Regions from separate parts of the Homo sapiens genome. Here region 2 is linked to region 1. A link is a loop called in an ENCODE intact Hi-C map of the cell type or tissue named here. Cell type or tissue: B cell. All regions are shown on one strand. Links, peaks and the distances in the headings refer to the core of each region. The heading gives the core; the rest is flanking DNA.

Region 1 (5,487 bases), core at 295-5,294:
GCCATTTCCAAGTGGGGCAAAGAAAGAAGGGAAGTTGGAATCTCAGGAAACAGCTCTTATTCCTTGAGGCCCTGAGAGTTTACCCTGAGCTCTGACGAGAAGTTTTTCTAGGTACAGGATGTTCCTAAGTGAGGGCTTTGTCATTAGGACAGCATCAAGCCTCTATCCATCTGTCAACTTTTGTTAAATCAGAGTTTTCATCACCGAAGTCAGAGTTTTCAATCCAGATGTGTCACCTGGGGAAATTATTTTCCTTTTTTATAAGTTTTCTATAATGTGTCTTCCATTGGAAACATCTTCCATTTTCTGTTTTCATCATCATTATTTGGTGCCTGTCCATTGGACCCCAGCCCCTGTTCAGAATTTGCTTCCAGTGCCCTTGCTTGTCCCCTGAGGCTGGGGAAACAGAGAACCAGAAACCAAGCAGCAGGGGAATTCTCAGGTTGTTGGTGACTTTATTTTTCTATCTACCTGCAGAGGACCACAAAGAGTCAGAGCCATTGCCACAGCTGGAGGAAGAGACAGAAGAGGCCCTCGCCAGCAGTGAGCCTGCCTCCCCAAAGGGGGGCCCTCAAGATAAAGCAGGAGGGACATGAGGGTGACAAGCAGGGGCGGCCATGGCAGTGGCACCAGGCCCAGGCCTCAGCCAGATGAGAGAGGCTTGTTGGATTCTGGGAACCTGGGCAGGAAGAAGCCTGGGGGGGCTCAGCCAGCCTGGGGGGCCATGGGAGGAGGGTAGCTAGGAAAGAGAGCCTGAGGCCTGGAGAGGGAAGTGGAAGAGATTTTATTTTTAGAATGAGAAGATTAGAAAAACAGCAGGCCAGAAAGTAAAGTTCGGCATCAGAAAGGACTTCCTGACTGTGAAGGGTGTGCACGAATTAGGTTTGTTTGTTTTCCTTCCCTGGAGATCTTTACTGGGCAGAGTGAAGACAGCCAGGCTAGGGAGCGACAGCCTGTGGGGCGTTCAGAGCGACCTCTAGAGGTCAGCCCGGGACACACCACCCCTCTCTTCTCAGACTTGTACTCGGCACCCACCTCCTGCCAGGGCCGCTGCTACGAAGCCTTTGACAAGCACCACCAATGTCACTGCAATGCCCGCTGCCAAGAGTTTGGGAACTGCTGCAAGGATTTTGAGAGCCTGTGTAGTGACCACGGTTAGTCTTCTGCTCCCTTAGCTAAGCTGCAGAGACAGAAGGACTTTAGAGCAGGTTCTCAACATGTGGTCCCTGGACCAGCAGCTTCAGCAATGTCTGAGAACTTGTTAGAAACACAAACTCTGGGGCTTCACTCCGGGCCTACTTAATTAGAAACTCTAGGGATGGGACTCACTGTCCTGTACTACCAGGGCCTCCAGGTGGTTCTGATGCATGCTCAAGCGTGAGACCCCTTCTAGGGGGAAGGGGCGGGGGACATTCTGTGGGCAATGCCGTGTGGTGATTTTACACGTCCTTTAGGCTCTGGGCCCCTGTCCACCACTAGGGTGTCCAACTGTGGCCCCCCTCCCTCCTTGCTGGCTTCTTGAAGGTGCCCAGGAGGGGAGGTACACAGATAATTTCCTGCCCGCCCCCCTTTCCCTCTGGCTCTGAGGCCACCCCTCTTCCAATTCCTCCCAGAGGTCTCCCACAGCAGTGATGCCATAACAAAAGAGGAGATTCAGAGCATCTCTGAGAAGATCTACAGGGCAGACACCAACAAAGCCCAGAAGGAAGACATCGTTCTCAATAGCCAAAACTGCATCTCCCCGTCAGAGACCAGAAACCAAGTGGATCGCTGCCCAAAGCCGTGAGTTCCCACAATTCCTCTTTCTACCCCCTAAATCTTGCCCCTATCCTTGCTTCTTTCGATGTCTCGACTTTTTATCCTCAAGTCAGGCACGATCAAAGGGAGAGCAGAAAAAAAATAGTTCTCCAGAGACAAAGCCATCTTGAGGGACTGTGGATATCCAGTTGGGAGGGTTTCTGTGATTGGCCAGGCTGAGGATAGAACAGCTCTTCCAAAACATGAGGTGGAAGAAAAGTGACCTGATGTGTGACTTTCAAGAGTACCCGAAGTGCCCCCTCGGCTCCTGAACCCAGCCCTCGCCTGTCTGCCCCTGGCCTGTCTAGAAGTCTCTGGAGGGGTCGCTGCCCTGTGTTTGGGGCTCTCAGTGGGGCTCCCCTCTGCCTCCCCCAGACTCTTCACTTATGTCAATGAGAAGCTGTTCTCCAAGCCCACCTATGCAGCCTTCATCAACCTCCTCAACAACTACCAGCGGGCAACAGGCCATGGGGAGCACTTCAGTGCCCAGGAGCTGGCCGAGCAGGACGCCTTCCTCAGAGAGATCATGAAGACAGCAGTCATGAAGGAGCTCTACAGCTTCCTCCATCACCAGAGTGAGTGAGCACCCCCAGGCCCCAGAGCGCATGAGTCTGTCTGAGCGAAGCCAGGTGGGCGGGGGAGGGGAAGGTTAGGAGGGCAGGTGAGGAGGCGGTGGGGACTCTGTGGAGGTCAGTGTACATCTGGGAGGGATGAGGGATGAGGCCAGGGGGAAGCCAAGGAGAGGTTAGGAACCCAACCAGGAGCTGGCACATCCTCTGGCTGGCTGGCTTGGATATCACCCCACCTTTGACTTCATGTTAACTGCCTCATGCACGCCCACCCTCTGCTACAGTCTCAGGGTTCTCTGCCAGGTGTGAGCCTCCCCTCACATCCCACCCCCACCCAGAGCACGTCTCAGCCACCTCCGCGATCCTGGAGTCAGCACCATGTTTCAGACAGGTAGAGTCGCTGACTCTACTCCCTCCTCCCGCAATAAAGTCCAGGAATCGGGTTGGCTGAGTCCACCTTTTGGCTGGGGAAACAACATCAGAGAATCAACAAAGGTTCAGAGCGGGAAGTCCTATCGGGAAGAGTTGTGGTTGGAAAGCCTCCAGGTAGAGACACATTTGAGTCAGACCAAAAAAGATTTTGGCCGCAGGACTTCTTGGCATGGAGTTGTGTTTGTTACTGTCCTGCAGATTCCTTTCCCAACTCCAGGCAGCTGGGCTTTGTCTCAGGGGTGGCTCTGTCCGGGTCTTCCCTCGTTGTCCCTGAGAGTGCCTTGGCTCAGAGCTGCTGCCTCCCTTAAGAGTTGGTGACACTGTTTTTAGGTAAAGTGACAGCGACACAAGAGTGACTCTATGAAGAAGTTGCAATCCTGTGCTGCCCCCTGGCGTTCTCTTCGTAGTAAATACACAAGAGAATCTTGGAGGTCTAGACTGAGCAAGGGCTTTTCAAATGAGAGAAACGGAGGCCAGACAGGCTAGACTTATCTGAGGCCACAAATGAGTTGGAAGCGGAGCTGGGGCTGGAACTCAGGGTTCCGATGCCAAGGCCAGGCTGTCCCGTTACTAACTCTCTCCTCACCTCTCTCCTTGTCCAAATCCCACTTATCCTTAAAGTTCTATGATAATTCATATCCCACCGCATTTGTGAAGGCTGCACCTGCCCCAGCTCACTCTGGCTTTCGGCACCTCTGCAGAGTTTGGAGTGTGGTCCACAATAGCCTTGGGCCAGAGAGACTTGGTTTAAATCTTGGCTCTGCCACTTGCTAGTGACTTGACCCTGGGCAATTTATTTGACCTCTCTGGGACTTCCCTTTGAAATGGGGTTTTTGAGGATGACTGCTTATAAAGCACCCAGTAGAAAGCCTGGCACTCAGTCCTTGCTCAGTAAGGGGAACTATTCAGTGTGTGAAACCATTCTCTGTTATTTTATGTAGTCTTGTTTTCCAAATGTGTTTTAAGTCCTGGAAAGGAAGGAATATGTCTGGTATCTCTTTTGTATTCACCATATAAAATTGTGGGCAGTAAACAGTCAATCTTTGATGGTTCCCTCATTGAAATCTCCAGCCCTGAACTTTCCCAAGGGCCTTCTCAACATCTTCCACTTAGCTATCTAACTGATATTCACACAGAACCTAGTGTAGAAATAATTTTTGGTTCCCATCAAAAATACCTGCTCCTCTCTGGGTCTTCCCCATTTCATAAATGGCGGGCATAACCCATCCGGTTGCTCAGGCCAAAAGCCTAGTAGTTAGATGTAATTGTTCTCTTTACCTCAAAGTTCCCTACTCCCATCTCCTCCATCAGTAATGTAATGTCCATCACTCCCACTTCAAAATATGTCCTGGGCCTACTGCTTCTCTCTCCTCCTCCGGAGTTAACACCACCATCTAAGCCCCATCAACTTCTTACGTAGACAAAGCATGAGCCTCAAGACTGGTCTCTCTGCTTCCACTCATACCACCCCATTGCCTTTTTAACATACACAGCCAGGGTGATCTTTTAAAAGGTCCTATCATACAATTCCCCTGCTTAAAATCCTTCAGTGGCTCTGCACTACCAAGAAGCTATAGAGTTGTTAAAGAGATTGGTCTCTGGAGCTAGACTGAGTGGACTCAAGTGCTGTCTCTACCTTTCATTAACTGTGATCTTGCATGAGTTTTATACTTTGTCCGTCTCAGTTTCTTCATTTCTAAGTTGGGGATAATTAGTACCAAGCTTATATGAAGATTCAACGTGAGGATTCAGTGTTACATTGAAAGCACTTAAAATGGCAGGCACTAGGTGGACAGAAAGCAATTAGTAAATCTAAAACATTTTTTGTTTTATTTCTATTTGCCTGAGACCTGACCTTCTTGCCATGGCTTGAAGGATCTGACCCTTGGCTGCTTCTCAAACCTCCTCTCCTACCACTCTCCCCTCCTGCTCCAGCCTCACTGACTTCTTTTAGTTCTTTGAGTAGCAAACTCAAGTCTGCCTGGAGCCTTTGCTCTTGCAGTTCCCTCTACATGGAGGAATCTTCCCCACAGATCTTTGTGTAGCAAGTTCCTTATCCTTCAGCTCTCTGATCAGTGCTACCTTTTCACAGAGGCCTTTCTGATGTTCCTTTCTAGAAGACCCCCCCCCCCCGCCAACTTATGTGCCAGCCCTTTCCCGTCATTACGGGCTACTTTGCTTCATAGCACTGATCTGAAATCATATTTCTTATTGTTTACTTATTATTTGACTCCTCCAGTGGAATGTAATATAGATAGAGACCGTGTCCTTGCTATTCCCAGCTGAATCCTCAGCCTTTAGATCTGGATTTGGCACAAAATAGGCATCCCATAGATAATCATTGAATTAACAGCCGAACACATTTGTTGATTGAACCCACATGTTTCTTGACGTGTGGGAGCAAGTAGCTCTTCAGGTCTCTGTTTAGCGCTCCCAGGACCTGGCCCTGCCTCCCCTCTCCAAAACCCTTTGTGTTCCTCTGCAGATCGCTATGGCTCAGAGCAAGAGTTTGTCGATGACTTGAAGAACATGTGGTTTGGGCTCTATTCAAGAGGCAATGAAGAGGGGGACTCGAGTGGCTTTGAACATGTCTTCTCAGGTGGGAGCACTTTTCTTGGAAAGAAAGAGTTGGAGGGATGAAGAGGAATGGCTTTGCTCAGGAGCAGGGCAGCCCTGGGTGTGGATTAAT
Region 2 (5,262 bases), core at 263-5,262, 450 kb before region 1:
TTCAGCACCTAGGAAGATAATTACAGGACTTTCCTTCTTAGATATAATTATATTAATTATATTAATGAATTTCCTAACATTGGACCATCTTTACCTTCCCAAAACAGTTTCTACTTTGTCATGACATACTGTGCTGTCTAATTCAATTTGCTAATTTTTTTAAGCATTTCTGCCTATGATATTCATAAATGATATTGGTTTGTAATTATCTCTTTTGTATAATCTTTATTAGGTTTTGGTTTCAATGCTATATTTATGTCATTAAAAATTTTTGAATTGGGATAAGGGGTCTTCAAAGAATATCATTTTAAACCATCTTGGACACTTTTAGAAAGAGATATATATATAGGCCAGGCATGGTGGCTCATGCCTGTAATCCTAGCACTTTGGGAGGCTGAGGTGGATAGATCACCTGAGGTCAGGAGTTTGAGACCAGCCTGGCCAACATGGCAAAACCCTGTCTCTACTAAAAATACAAATATTAGCTGGGCGAGGTGGCATGCCCCTGTAATCCCAGCTACTAGGGAGACAGAGGCAGGAGAATCACTTGAACCTGGGAGGCGGAGTTTGCAGTGAACTGAGATGGCGCCACTGCACTCTAGCCTGGGCAGCAGAGCAAGACTCCATCTCAAAAAAAAAAAAAAAGAAAGAAAGATATATACACAGAGTCTCTCTCTCTCTGTTGCCCAGGCTGAAGTGCAGTGGCACCATCTCAGCTCACTACAACCTCCGCCTCCTGGGTACAAGCGATTCTCCTGCCTCAGCCTCCTGAGTAGCTGGGATTACAGGCACTCATCACCACGCCCGGCTAATTTTTGTATTTTCAGTAGAGGCAGAGTTTCACCATGTTGGCCAGGCTGGTCTCGAACTCCTGACCTCAAATGATCCACCCACCTGGGCCTCACAATGTGGTGGGATTACAGGTGTGAGCCACTGCGCCCAGCCTAGGAGTCATTCTTGACCACAATACCCTTCTCCAACTTGTAACCAATCACCAAGTTCTATCAGTCCTAACACTAAAATATTTCAAATTCACCCCCTTCTCTCCCTTTCTATGGCCACCACTCAAATCTAAGCCTGCTTGACTTTTTGTCCAGATCACTTAGGCTGCTGTTTTCTCTATTTTAATCCTTGCCTTGGCTCCACTATAATCCATTCTTCTTTAAAAAGTCAAAGTGGTCCTTTAAAAACACACATGTGGTCATGTCACTTGAATAAAACCTGTTGATAGGCTTCTTGTTCTTTTGGGATACAGTTCAGAATCCTTAACATGTCCCCCAAGACCGCACCTGATCTGGAGCCTCCCTACCTTTCCAGCTTCTTGTCTTCTCATTCTGGCCTCTTCCTTGTCTTCCAGGTTCCTAAGCTCTTTCCTCCTTAGGGTCTTTGAATACCCTGACCCTGCTCCATTGGCTGGGAGGCCCCCTCCCCACACCTCCACACCTTTGACCTGGTTGTTTCCACCCATCTTCCAGGTCTATGCTCAGGGAAGCTTTTCTTGACCTCCCAGCCTGAATTAGGTCCTCTACTGAATCATCCTATTACCCTCTCTACTATTTCTCTTTGTTTATTTGGGCACTATAACAAAAGTACTGTAAACTGGGTGTCTTGTAAACAACAGAAATTTATTTCTCACAGCTCTGGAGGCTGGGAAGTCCAAGAAATCCCAGATGTTGGTGTCTGGTGAGGCCCCACTTGCTCATAGATAGAACTTTCTCACTGTGTCCTCATATGGTGGAAGGGGCAAAGTTCCCTCTTTTAGAAGGGCACTAGTCTCATCACGAGGACTGTGCTCCTATGACCTAATAACCTCCTTCATGAAGGCCCCACCTCTTAATACTGTCACCTTGGGGGGTGGTTAGGATTTCAACATATGAACTTTGAGATGACATAAATAGTCAGTCCATTGCACTTTTCCTTTACAGAAGTCATCACTATTGTGACTATTTAGGCATACAGGTGACTATCTAATATTTGTTTCTCACATCAAACTGTAATTTTCCTAGTGATCAGGACCATATTTCTCTTGATCTTAGCTGGCTGGATCTTTAGTGTCTATCACAACAAACAGCACAGTGACAGAACTTAATAAGTATTTGTTGAATTAATGGGTGAATTAATCAATCAACCAATTAATGATATAATCAAAGACTCAATGAATGAACCAAGAACGAATCATTCAACTTTGGGCAAGAAGCAAGAAGGAGCAAATGCTCTACTTGCCCTCCAGGGGGAGACACACTCCCATTAGAAATAGCATAGACCCAGGTGAGCAGAAAATTCTGACATTGATTGTAATTTGCTTCTCAAATGGATTCAGAGAACCAGATCTTTTTTCTTTTCCTTTCTTTTCTCTTTGTCTTGCTCATAGAACTCTCCAGATTAATCTGGACCACCCAATTGTACCAAGCAAGTAGTCATTTCCTCTGTAATTTCCCTCCCCTGGACGACATTAACTCTCCTACCAGTTTGTCCCCTTCAGTCTTGATTTGCTAGGTAATTTAGCTATAAATGCCTACATTCTTGGAAAAATAGTATCATATATATATATAATTTCAGTATTATCATTAAAATTGTTATTTGTATTTTTACTGTACTTTTTTTTTCAAAATCCTTCAGGCAATTTTTCTCTATGAAGACTGAAAATGTTTTATAATTGCTCTGATAGTGGAAAATATTGGTAGACTATATGACCAAAAATAATAACAAAATATTGATTAAAAGCCAATTTTTAAAAAATAGATAATTCATAAAATTTCCCAAGCCCTGGGGAAAGTTAAAAGGAAAAAAAAAAAAGAGTAGAGTTTGGCTATTGAGCGCATGTCTGCCTCTGAGCAGTTTCTGAAAGAAGTCCTTGTTTAATCCTGATGGCATGTCTTGGGAGAGTATCCCTGCTGCACATTAATACTGTTCTTTTCTTTGCTGAATTACTTTCTCTAGTACAAGGTTTAAGCATATGAAAGGTTTCATGAGACTTACATTATGTTTCCTCTGAACTTTCTTTTTCTTTGCTCTAGTTCCAAAGCTTCCTTTTCAATTTTTCTACGTCAGGGACTAGGACATAGAGGCACTCCACTATTCCCATTTTTGGGAGATCTGTTCATTTTAGTTCAATTCCATTGTATTTATTAAATAACTATTGTGTGTTTAGAACTGTGCAATGACAAAAGAGATGAGTATAGAAATCTAAATCTCTGCTCTTTTAAAGGCGCCACAATGTAACTGGGAGGATGAGATATTTGGTAACCTCCTTGAACAAATATAAAATCATATAAAGATGACATGTCAACATTTATGTAGTTTACAAAACCACTTTTCACAAATGTGGTCTAGGTTTTATGAAATTAACTTTTGGAGTAGGTGTTAATACTCTCATCCCATTGTACAACTGAGACTCAGGTAAAGTATTACTTACTTTAGTAAGTAATTTTACTTTTACTTATAAAAGTACTTACTTTTACAAGTAAAGTAACTAGAGCTACTATCAGAACTGGAATCTTGGTCTTTATGAAGTTTGCATAATATTACATTATTTCTAAATATGAGGAATGTGCTATAAGTGATAGTCCTAAAAATTGAACAAATTCAAAGTAAAGTAAAATATTCCATTATTGAAAGAAAGCTATTTTTTCCCAACTAGCCAACTAGTCTGACACTTGGATCTTATTTTTTTACCCTATTTTGTAAACATTGACTGATTCCCTCTCTTTCCTTCACTCTTAGGGTATCTCAAACTCCCTTTTGGTTTGTTTCTTTTTCTTTGTTGATGGAGAACTTATTTGAAAGGGGTCCCTTTTTACTTAACTTGCTTTTTTCTAGGAAGGGTGTCAGGGAAACGTTGCCATCAACATTAGCCAGGCAACCCCTGATAGAGAAGGATGGGGCCTTTAAGACAGGGGAGTATTTGATAATTTCTGGCCAGAGATTTTAAAAGCTGTTGTGAAATGCTTCATGTTACCACTTAGAAGCTTGCAATGCAGAATTCCTCTCCCCCAGCACACTGTCACTCTGAAAGATCCACTCAAAATCAGGAAAGGGTATGGAGCCAGCCAAGTGAATAAAGGTTTTTTACTCCAATTAGGAGTTGCTCAAAAGCCTGTGGCCATTCAGTACTGGCAAGACTCAAAGGGCAAGACACCCAGGTCTGTAAACTGGGATACCCCGTACCCGCAGAGTCTGGATACTAATACTGCTGAACAGTGATAGCAGCAATCATTACAGGCAAAACATCATTATCAAATTTCCAGATCAAGTTTATGCCAAGGTCTGAAAATAGGAACATTCGTCATACTGTTGATCAACATCATCTAATGAGCACTTCTTGAGAGCGGAACTGGAATCAGGAGGGAAGGGAAGAAAAAAAACAGTGGCCTAAAAGTCTTATGGGAGACACAGCACACTAAAACACAAAATTCATGGAATCACTTGTAATCAAAACATCAAGAACAGAAATAACCAACTAAAATATGCAGAGATGGAATCTGAATAGTGAATGCAAGATACATGGGCTGTGATCAAAATACAAGTTTATTTTTTGTCTTTTTCCACTTTAAAAATATTTTTTTTCTTGCCGGGCATGGTGGCTCATGCCTGTAACCTTAGCGCTTTGGGAGGCCAAGGCATGGATCACTTGAGGTCAAGAGTTCAAGACCAGCCTGGCCAACATGGTGAAACCCTGTCTCTACTAAAAATACAAAAAATTAGCTGGGCATGGTGGCAGGCACCTGTAATCCCAGCTTCTCAGGAGGCAGAGGCTCGAGAATTGCTTGAACCTGAGAGGCAGAGGTTGCAGTGAGCCAAGATGGTACCACTGCACTCCAGCCTAGACGACAGAGCCAGACTCCATCTCAAAAAAACAAACAAACATTTTTTATTGGAGGATAATAATCTCCTGCTCCTGAATAGAAAATTGGGAAGATCCCCTGACTTTTTGGTCACTCTTTGATAATTGGCAATCCTTTAAGTAACAGTCACTTTAAACCAAAAAGTCTCGGCCGGCCATGGTGGCTCACGCCTGTAATCCCAGCACTTTAGGAGGCCAAGGTGGGCGGATCATGAGGTCAAGAGATTGAGACCATCCTGGCCAACATGGTGAAACCTCTTCTCTACTAAAAGTACAAAAATTAGGCAGTCATGGTGGTGCCTGCCTGTAATCCCAGCTACTCAGGAGGCTTAGGCAGGGGAATCACTTGAACCTGGGAAGCGAAGTTTGCAGTGAGCTGAGATCGTGCCACTGCACTCTAGCCTGGCAACAGAGCCAGA

The links. Hi-C counts contacts between places; a loop is a spot of excess contacts. Peaks named below come from ENCODE experiments on the same cell type or tissue, not always from the same donor. Only the 100,000 strongest peaks of a DNase experiment are listed, where the experiment ranks them.
Region 2: a loop joins it to region 1, with 17 times the contacts of the local background. A loop is called at or near these places in 23 of 110 quality-filtered maps.

What each region holds. Positions count from the first base shown.
Region 1 is chr12:47,713,185-47,718,671 of GRCh38, reverse strand. ENDOU (endonuclease, poly(U) specific) reads left to right here. Exons shown (of 10, transcript NM_001172439.2): 3 at 478-543; 4 at 1,017-1,154; 5 at 1,614-1,782; 6 at 2,173-2,372; 7 at 5,284-5,397. All of the region lies in intron 1 of RPAP3-DT (RPAP3 divergent transcript), which reads right to left. Among named protein-coding and RNA genes, the nearest start is that of ENDOU, 9.6 kb to the left of the region's middle. RefSeq lists enhancers at 427-476, 817-936. In B cell, for the core only: CTCF peaks have their summits at 744 (motif pointing right), 945, 2,976 and 3,199 (motif pointing left); DNase peaks (open chromatin) are centred at 556, 981 and 3,181; H3K27ac peaks cover 480 bases.
Region 2 is chr12:48,162,266-48,167,527 of GRCh38, reverse strand. No RefSeq gene overlaps it. Among named protein-coding and RNA genes, the nearest start is that of ASB8, 7.4 kb to the right of the region's middle. RefSeq lists silencers at 2,108-2,402, 2,168-2,462. In B cell, for the core only: CTCF peaks have their summits at 2,009 and 2,209 (motif pointing right); a DNase peak (open chromatin) is centred at 2,237; H3K27me3 peaks cover 247 bases.